Regions from separate parts of the Homo sapiens genome. Here region 2 is linked to region 1. Evidence: chromatin contacts called from ENCODE Hi-C or POLR2A ChIA-PET data. All regions are on one chromosome and are shown on one strand. Each heading gives the region's core, a stretch centred on a gene start or an enhancer-like site at or near the end of the contact. The rest is flanking DNA. Distances are from core to core; before and after follow the strand shown.

What was found. A loop is a pair of places that touch in the nucleus more often than their neighbours do. ChIA-PET counts read pairs that join two places held with the same protein, here RNA polymerase II (POLR2A). Pooled maps may share reads with other maps.
Region 2: a loop to region 1 is called in a pooled map, with 2.7 times the contacts of the local background. The contact joins two enhancer-like sites. A Hi-C loop is called at or near these places in 2 of 50 pooled maps. POLR2A ChIA-PET finds 5 or more read pairs at or near these places in 2 of 52 experiments (H1 and OCI-LY7).

What each region holds. Positions count from the first base shown.
Region 1 is chr1:184,072,267-184,077,303 of GRCh38, forward strand. It overlaps TSEN15 (tRNA splicing endonuclease subunit 15), which reads left to right. Exons shown (of 5, transcript NM_052965.4): 4 at 1-32; 5 at 561-1,946. The coding sequence ends at 581. Among named protein-coding and RNA genes, the nearest start is that of TSEN15, 23 kb to the left of the region's middle. Within about 2 kb of position 3,370, at least 5 of the 41 ENCODE cell types and tissues checked have a DNase peak (open chromatin) inside an H3K27ac peak, as active enhancers do.
Region 2 is chr1:184,648,487-184,653,274 of GRCh38, forward strand. No RefSeq gene overlaps it. Among named protein-coding and RNA genes, the nearest start is that of EDEM3, 100 kb to the right of the region's middle. RefSeq lists an enhancer at 961-1,290. Within about 2 kb of position 1,262, at least 3 of the 41 ENCODE cell types and tissues checked have a DNase peak (open chromatin) inside an H3K27ac peak, as active enhancers do.

The DNA of each region.
Region 1 (5,037 bases), core at 2,120-4,619:
TTACTGATGGATTTATGCTGCCAGACCCTCAGGTCAGTTTTGAGGTAACTGACAGCAAGAAGTACAAAAAGAGGAAAATTATGACGTGATTTTAAGTGTGACTCAAGTCAGTCACAGAACTGCCACTTCCTTTGCCATAGGGAAAATTCAAGAAAAAAAGTCTTGATTTTCAGACGTCAGAAAATTGGTTATATTTTGTTCAAAGTAGCATGTTCCTAGTTATTTTTGCAAAAAAAAAATTGATTTCCTTACTCTTTGGAGAATTTCATGGTTTTCCAAAGTATTTTATGAAGTCATCATGCATTTAATTATTTAGTGAGTAGCTGAGGTGGAATGTAAAGGCTAATAATAGTTGTAAGTAAAAAAACGCTTATTTAAGAAATGTTAAATTGGTTGACATTTTGACAGGAACATTTTAATAAGATAAATGTGCTATATGTGATTTCTTTACATACTTTGTTGGTATAATTTGGATAATTACATTAAATATCTTTCTAATTTTGCTTTTGGATTACATTGTTTATCGGAGAAAAGTCCATCCTGATCTTTTTTTTTTCCAGAATATTTCTCTTAGAAGATGACATCCATGTTTCCTGATGCTTGTTTTATTCATACAAGATTGGATTTGAGACCCATCAGACTGCTTCATCTTTTATCTCAGAAATAGGGTTGACGTACATAGTGAGGGTTGACTTCCCCATTCCATAAGGTTTTCATTCTGAAGAGTAAAACTTCCCCAGGTAGAAGACTTTCTCCTTCTTAAAAAATATAGGGTGATTTCTTTAAAACTTTGTTATCTAGAGACAGTTTAATTACAGTTATATACAGGTTTATGCCTAGGATGTATTCAGATGGGTGGGACCTGTGTGCTGCTTTTGTCATCCCACACTCAAAGTTGTCTCTTTGTTTCTTGCTGCCACTGCCAGCTCATTGTTGAGACTGCCATTTCTTTCTCTTACTCAGCTCTCCCCAGTGCCTTTTGGCCACTGCAGCTACCGTAGAATGGCATTTTATATGTACCTTGTCACCCACTTCTGTTTACTTTTTCCTCTCCAGTAAAAAGTAAAAGATTTCTTTCAATTGGTCTTCCCATTGCAGTTACTGTTATTTCTCTTTTTTGGTTAACTTTAAATCAAAACTCAAAATATGTTCATCCAGAGTGTGTCTTAAGTAACTTACGTGTCTTAAGTAACAGGGACCAGAGACATGTTACCTACAAGAGTTCTGGGCTATCCTTTTCATTCTTATCACATATCATAGCTTGAATATTACAACAGTGTGGGAGAGAATCAACCGTAAAAATGTCTTCATTAATTAGACCCAGTTATTCCACTTTTGTTAATGTCTCTCAAATTGTACAAAGTATAAAAAATTATATGCACAAAGATGTTCCAAGTGACATTACTTTTAGTAGCCCAAATTATAAACCACTTTAAAGTTTGGGGTAAAGATTGGCAAACTTTTTCTATAAAGGGCCAGAAAGTAACTATTTTAGGTTTTTAAACCTACTGTCTCTGTCATAACTTGTCAACACTGCTGTATGAAGCACAAAAGCAGCCATAGACAATACATAAACAATACGGGCGTGGCTTTGTTCCAGTAAAACTTTGTTTACAAATGTGGTGCCATAGTTTGTCATCCCTGGGTCTAGGAAATAGTCAATAAACAGATATATACAAATGATACATAATGTACTTATTAAAAATTAGTAATGAATATTATTAAAAACATGAAAATATTACCTTAAGTAAAAATTGCAAGACGGAAAAGTGTATAAGTGGGTGTAATCATGGCTGAAATAACAGACCAAGCATATGATAAAAAGATAACAAAGTAAATCAAATTACTAACTGGTTATAGTGGGATAGGAGGCAGAAAATGGATGACTTTGTCTTTTCTCAATGTTTTTATTTGTATTTTATAATAAAAATGTTTTAAAATTAAAAGGTGTCTTGAAATCTGTATTAGTTATCTATCATTGCAAAATAATATTACCACAAATGTAGCAACTTAAAACAGCACACATTTATTATCTTATAGTTTTTGTGGGCAAGGGACCCGGGCACAGATTAGTTGGGTCCTCCATGAGGCTACAGTCAAGGTGTTGGGCAGGGCTCCAGTCTCATCTGAGACTTGACTGGGGAAGGGTCAGCTTTTTCACCCACATGGTTATTAGTAGCCTTCAATTTCTTGAGAGTGCTCAATGCTTATATGCCATTGGCAGGAGGCCACCCTCAGCTCTTTGCCACGTGGGCCTTCTCAATATAACTGGTTGCTTCCTCAAAGCCAGCAAAGGAGAGTCTCAGCAAGATGGACCTTATAATCCTTATATAATGTAATCACATACATCCCATCACCTTTGCCGTATTCTGTTGATTGGAAGCAGGTCATAGGTCCTGCCTACACACTAGGGTTTCATGGCTGATTAGGAAACAACAATAACAAGAATGGAAAAATGATGAAAATTAGGAACATCACAAAATAGTATAAAGCATCATTCTTCATCTGTAGTCATTCCTGACTCCTTCCTTTGATGGTATTTGAATTTCACTTTTATTCTTGGTGGGAGGTCTCCATAACTCCTTCAGGCTCCCTCTGCTTCCCCAGAGGACATGAAGATGGACCTATTCAGAACAATATGTGTTTGGGTGACTCTAGTGGAAAATTTGCAGGTCTAAGAATCCTCAAACAGTTTATGATAAATTCTTAGGGTCTCTTGATTTCTTAAGTCTCTCGTTTGATTCATTTTGAGGTCTTTCATTATAATTCTAGAAAAATAGCATTTTCAGAAAGAAGTGTAAGGATAATGTCAGATTTGTGTGTCGGATCTGTTGACCAGTGGGCTCCTATATAACTACAAAACCAGAAGTGTCTTTTGGGGTTGGCTGTGAAAGGCGCTTTCCCAACTCTTTAAACTAGGATTGAATCCTGCTGTATGTCTTGGGATGTTTACTCTATTTCAGAATGTTCCCTGTGTACTTCACCAAAGTTGTTCTGTCCAAAGCCAGCCAGACACATCCTAACATGAATAATGGCCCAGAACTTTTTGGAAAGGGAGGCCACCCAGCTGTGTATGTCTCATTTTAATGAAAAACTAGATAAAGTGATTTAAGTAATTTTGTAAGTGAGTTTACATTTGTCTCCCTGTTAGACTGGGCTCCTTAAGAACAGAACAAGAAATGTATTTTTTAATACATCTCTGTATCTTGCCTCTTTGCACAGTAACTCACATATAGTAAACCCTCAGTAAATACTTGGCAAATGAATGAATGCTGATTATAGCCGTGTCTGATTATATAATGGCTTATTTTTTCCCTCAAGGCAAACTAAAACAATTCATTTGGACACCAGAGGGCACTGCTAGATAACCACAGCATTTTCAGACTCTACTAAGAGTAGATTAGCTGGAGAAGTGGTACTCTTGAAAATTTATTTTCAATCTGTAGGAAATAGCATAAATAAAAATATAAATAAGTTTTACGTACTCACATCCCCTTTTTCTTTCTGGCATGCCTCTAAAATTATACTGACATTAAATATGTGACTTGATTCATGCTTTGCTTAAAATGTAGATCTATATTTAGAAATAAAAGCCTGTTTAGGGTAGGGGTAGATGGGGTGGGTTTTATATATATATATATATATTTTTTTTTTTCTTAGCCATATGAAAGTATGCATTTTAGTTTTTCATTCTAAAAGCCTAATTTATCCTGAAATGAATTTCAGGATCACATCACATAGCAATAAACCCCAGCTCTGGAACACTCACTATTCTGGCTAAGTGCTGGTGGTAAAAGATATACATTGCTGCTTTAATATAAGCAGGTATTCCTTGTTGTATTGCAATTCTCTTTATTCTGTTTTGGGGATATTGTGTTTTTTACAAATTGAAGGTTTGTGGCAACCCTGCCTCAAGCAAGATTGTCGATGCCATTTTTCCAACATGATCATTTCATGTCTTTCTGTCATATTTTGGTAATTCTTGCGATATTTTAAACTTTTTTTATTATTATATCTGATATGGTGATCTGTTTTTCAGGGATATTTGATGTTACTATTGTAATTGTTTTGGTGTGCCACAAATTGTGCCCATATAAGACAGCAAACTCAGTTGATAAATGTTATGTGTGTTCTGACTGCCCTACCAACCAGGATTTCTGCCATTTCTCTCCCTTACTTCTGGCCTCCCTATTCCCTGAGAAACAGCAATATTGAAATTAGGCCAATTAATAACCCTACAATGGCCTCTATGTGTTCAAGTAAAAGGTAGTGTAGTACATCTGTCACTTTAAATCAAAAGCTAGAAACGATTACACTTAGTGAGAAAAACATGTCAAAAGATGAGATGGGCCAAAAACTAGGCCTCTTGTGCCAAACAGTCAAGTTGTGAATGCAAATGAAAAGTTATGGAAAGAAATGAAAAGTGCTACTCCAGTGAACACATGAATAAGAAAGTGAAACAGCCTTATTGTTGATATGGAGAAAGTTTGAGTGGTCTGCAGAGAAGATCAAACCAGCTACAACATTCCCTTAAGCCAAAACCTAATCCAGAGCAAGGCCCTAACTCTCTTTTCAATTCTATGAAGGCTGAGAGAGGTGACAAAACTGCAGAAGAAAAGTTTGAAGCTAGCAGAGCTTGGTTCATGAGGTTTAAGGAAAGAAGCTGTCTTCATAACTTAAAAGTGCAAAGTGATGCAGCAAATCCTGATGTAGAAGCTGCAGTAAATTATCAAAAAATCTAGCTAAGATAGTTGATGAAGGTGGCTATATTAAATAACAGGCTTTAAATGTAGACAGACGGCCTTATATTGGAAGAAAATGCCATCTAGGACTTTCATGGCTAGAAAGAAGCCAATGTCTGGCTTCAAAGCTTCAAAGGATGGGCTAATTCTCTTGTCTGGGGCTAATGCAGCTGATGACTAAATTAAAGCCAATGTTCATTTACCATTCTGAAAATCCTGGAGTCCTTAAGAATTACGCCCAATCTACTCTACTTATACTCTATAAGTGGAACAATGATGCCTGGATGAAAGCACA
Region 2 (4,788 bases), core at 12-2,511, 570 kb after region 1:
TTTTTTCAAAAGGTGAACAACACAAAATCTAGTTTATCCCTGATTCTCACAACAGTTGCATTCCTGGAAAAACTTCACGCATTTAAAAATATGCAACTAATACTCCATGGTCATGAGTCAAATGGAGTTTGATTTTAGGCTCAGATTATTCTGAACATGTTCTCCACTCAAGAATGCACAGTGGGCTGGGTGCGGTGGCTCATGCCTGTAATCTCAGCACTTTGGGAGGCTGAGGTGGGCAGATTGCCTGAGGTCAAGAGTTCGGAGTTAGAGACCCATCTGGCCAACATGGTGAAACCCCATCTCTACTAAAAGTACAAAAAAAAAATTAGCCAGACATGGTGTGCAGCTATAATCCCAGCTACAGCTACTTGGGAGGCTGAGGCGGGGGAATTGCTTGAACCAGGGAGGTGGAGGTTGCAGTGAGCCGAGATCATGCCTCCACACTCCAGCCTGGGCGACAGAGCAAGACTCTGTCTAAAAAAAAAAAGAATGCACAGTTGGCACCCAGCCATTATGCAGGACAGGAGCAGTTCTTCATTGGGAGCGTCACCCAGAGCATTGCAGGCTGTCTAGCATTTCTGCCTTTTCCCGTTAAATGGCGAGACCATCCCAACTCAACCATTAAGACAACAAAATTCACCCCCACAGATGCTTTCCCAATGAGAATCACTGCACCAAACCAAGAAGACACACAGAGAGGTGAATGGGGATATTGGGTAGGACTCCAAGATTTTCCTCAGACCTCAAAGATAATGAGACATCACCTCAACATGATTTCCTGTGACTATCCAGACTTGTTAGGCTTTTTCTTCAGCAAAGGAGTCAGGAATGAACAGAAAAGACTCTAGTAGACTCCAAGGTGAGTGTCCCGTTGGCTTTTCCCTCTCTGGACCCTGGGAGAAGAGGAGGAGGTAGATGACTGCTCGGCAGACAAGCTCTTCCTCCCCACCCCACTCAAACCCAACAAGACAAACTTCACTTCTTGATTTCTGTTTTTAAAAAGGAAGAACAAATAAAGCAAGAGGCTGAAACTGAATGAAATTCAGTTCTCCTGTCCCTCACATCTCCTGTCTATTAATAGCCTCTTTGAATGAGTCACATTGAGACATTTATTGGCTGTCTCTGAGAGTGCTTTTACCCAAAATAGTTCCCAAGCCATGTTTCTATGCTGCTGTGATGCTGGGACAGCCAACACAGGCGCCGTTTCTCAAAGAAGAAACATGCATGTAAATCAGGTTTCACCTGGGCGGGCTGGGCCGGGGCCCAGAGTCAAAATACCAATCGGCCCCTCACAAACTTAAAATACTGAGGGCATGAATGCTTCATCCTCCGGACTCTCCCCCAGAGACCAGCCTCCTGGCGTCTCCTTGAAGAAGCACCTCATTGTCTCCACAGACCTTGGTGTTGTCTCAACTCTTACATGGTTTCTTTAATGGCTTTTTGGGGGAATGCTGTTGTGCTTCCACATGTGTGTACTGAGGGGACAGGGACAGAGAGAAAACAAGTGAGATGTTATTTCTCCCAGGACCCTAGAGCCAGGGTCTGCTCCTCCTTGTCCCTCAGAGCCTAATCCCCTCAGGGCAGGTGCCTCACTTTCCTCATTTCATGCCACCCCAGCCCCTCATTTCCTCCTCTGTCCCAAGCCATTTTTAACTGTCTGACTGGGAAGGATCTGACCTGACAGGACAATTAAATATTAATACTGTGATTGAAGAGTCTGTGTGTAAATCAATTAAAAATAGGACATGTGGGGCTCAGATATTTTTAACCTATTTTTTCTTTCTGTCTGGAAAACTCTTGCTGCATAGCTCAGACCCGGGTGCCTTGGGGCTGGGATGGATTCTGGAAGGTGGGGAGGGCAGGCTGGGAAGCTGGTCACCACCGTCCTCAGATGGGTGCTGTGTGTAGGGGCTGATGTGGCCTTTCTCCTACCACGCAGAAAGAAGGGGGTTCCATGCACCAGTCCCCTCCTCCTCCATCAAAACCTCCCAGGACTAGCTGTCACTCTCTTTGGGCTCCCCTCCTGTGCCAGTTTACATCACGTTTGTAATTATTTGATTTTTTATTGCACTGTATTCTAGAATGTGAGGGAACACATTCTAGAGGGCAGGAACCATCCTCTCCATCTTTCCATACAGGTCCCCGCCCAGCTGGAATGTGCTGGGCACTTAATAAATGTTTGTGCAATGAACCAACAGCAAGACAATGACATCTGCCACTTGTTACAACTTCCTTATTTGAAATGGCAAACCTGTTTAATGACAATCCTTCTGCCCCTTCCAAGTCAACTCAAGGTAGCATGTGGGTGAAAACAGTTTACATGGAGAAAGTATAATGTTTATAAATAAACATTTATTCCATCATCTCTTTCTGTAAAAGAAGCAGAGTGGGCAGCTGCTCCCAGACCCCGAGATAAATTGATTACCCACCATCAGCAGGCACAGATTTTGGCTCTGAGCTTCCTGGAAGCCCAGGCCAAAAGGAAGACATTGTAGGCAACATGGTTTTCATTTACTCAGCCAAAAGATCACAAGTCAGTCTGCAGAGACAAAGTTTTTCCAAAACTCTCTAACTCAAGAGTGATTTGGTATGTGAATCCTTACACTGAAATCCTAAAGCAATTAGCCGGATATGGTGGTGGGCGCCTGTAGTCCCAGATACTCAGGAGGCTGAGGCAGAAGAATCACTTGAACCTGGGAGGTGGAGGTTGCAATGAGCCAAGATGGCACCACTGCACTCCATCCAGCCTGGGCGATACAGCAAGACTCTGTCTCAAAAAAAAAAAGAAAAAAGACAGAAATCCTAAAGCAAGCTTGTCCAACCCACAGCTCACGGGTCGCATGCAGCCCAGGATGGCTTTGAATGTGGCCCAACACAAATTTGTAAACTTTCTTAAAACATTAGGAGTTCTTTTGCAATTTCGGCTATTGTTAGTGTATTTTATGTGTGGCCCGAGACAATTCTTCTTCTTCCAGTGTAGCCCAGGGAAGTCAAAAGATTGGACACCCCTGTCCTAAAGTGTCATTTAGCTGTTCCTCAAATAAGCCACACTGACTTCTGCCACAGGACTCGTCCATCTCCTGGAATGTTCGGCAGAGCTTCTTGACATTCGCCTCCCTGCTCAAGTATCCCCTCAGAGCAGCCATCCTGCCCCCCAGCACCCACTCCTAGCACCACACTCGAACCACACTTTGCCTTCCTTTATTTCTCTCCGTTGCATTTACACTCACTCATCCAAGTCCTTTACTTATGTGTTTGTCTGCTTGTTTTCTGTCTCCTTCACTAGACTATAAGCCTCATGAGGGCAGGGATTTTGTCTGTTTGGTTCATTGCTGTATTCCCAGGTCCTAGATTAGCACTTGCTATCTAACAAGCGTTAAATATATATTAGCTGAATTGTGACTCGAGGACATTTTCAAGCAGGATTTTTGGAAGTGACAGAAACACTGTTTTAAAAGAAGACTCCTGTAATTATGAAGACTGTCTGATGAGTATGATATAAAATGTTCCAGGTACTTTGATTTCTTATAATACAATTTCATACAGGGATAGAATGTGGAGGATCTATAAATGGGTTGCATTAACAAGTTCCTGGGTCTGTCATCTGTCTCAAACATCAGGAGCCTAAGTGAGATTTGGCAAGTCTTCTTTCACTCAGGGTCTGCTCTTAATTGGACTTCCCAGCAACTACTCCAAGTACAGCTCTTCAAGACTGCTTAAAATGTGAACCTTCTGGTTTAGCTACCGGACAACAAGGCAACACCTGCAGATGCTTAAGAGCTGGATTTACAGCCTCATCCTCCGAAAAAGAGAACTAACTTCAGCAGGAACAAGGACAGCTGGAGTAACTACAGGCAGAGCCAGTGCCTCCTGTAAGAGAACTCTGAACACTGTCTGGAGCTCACACAAGTTCCTGGAATAATGCTTTAAGTTCTATAATCTGTAATGCCTTGAAATTCTATATCTGTATGATATATAATCTGTATTAGTTATCTGTTGCTGCATAACAAATTATCCCCAAAGATTAGCAGCTTAAAATGACCAACATGTGTCATCCCATAGTCTCCGTGGGTCAGGAATTTGAGAGCAGCTTAGCTGGGTGGTTCTGGCTCAGGGTCTCTCACGAGGTTGATGTCAAGATATTGGCCAGGGCTGCTGTCATCCAAAGGCTTGACTGGGGCTGGAGAGTCAAGGTGGCTCACTCATGTGCCTGCTGACAGTTTCTCACTTTGTTCTCCTCACCACCAGGGCCTCTCCAGAAGGCCACTTGAGGGTCTTTATGTCATGACAGCTGGCTTCCCCCAGAACAAGTGATCTGAGAGAGTGAGCAAAAGGGAAGCCTCAATGCCTTTATGGCCTCATCTCAGAAGTCAAACAGTCTCTTCCACTATGTTCTATTTGTTGAAAGTGAGTTGCTAATTTCAAGCCATATTCAAGTGAAGAAAAATTTAGCTTCACCTCTTAAAGGAAGGAGAATTAAAGAATTTGTAGACATATTTTAAAAGCAGCACACCAGCTAATGTGAAGAAAGTGGTCTCAGCAGGAGAAATATGTGCAATAGCCATTACCAGGCAGAGAGGTTCTGTGTAAGAGGAAGCATGATGCACTGAGAAGATCCTGGATGAAGAATTAGACATTCCAGGACTCACATCTCAAACCCATCACTTAACAGCTGCATGAATTCAAAGATGTTTACCTTCTCTGGGCTTCAGTTTTCCCTTGTTTAAGATGGAGATAATGTTACTCATTTTGCTGAAATACTACGAGAAATAGAGAAAGTCCGTG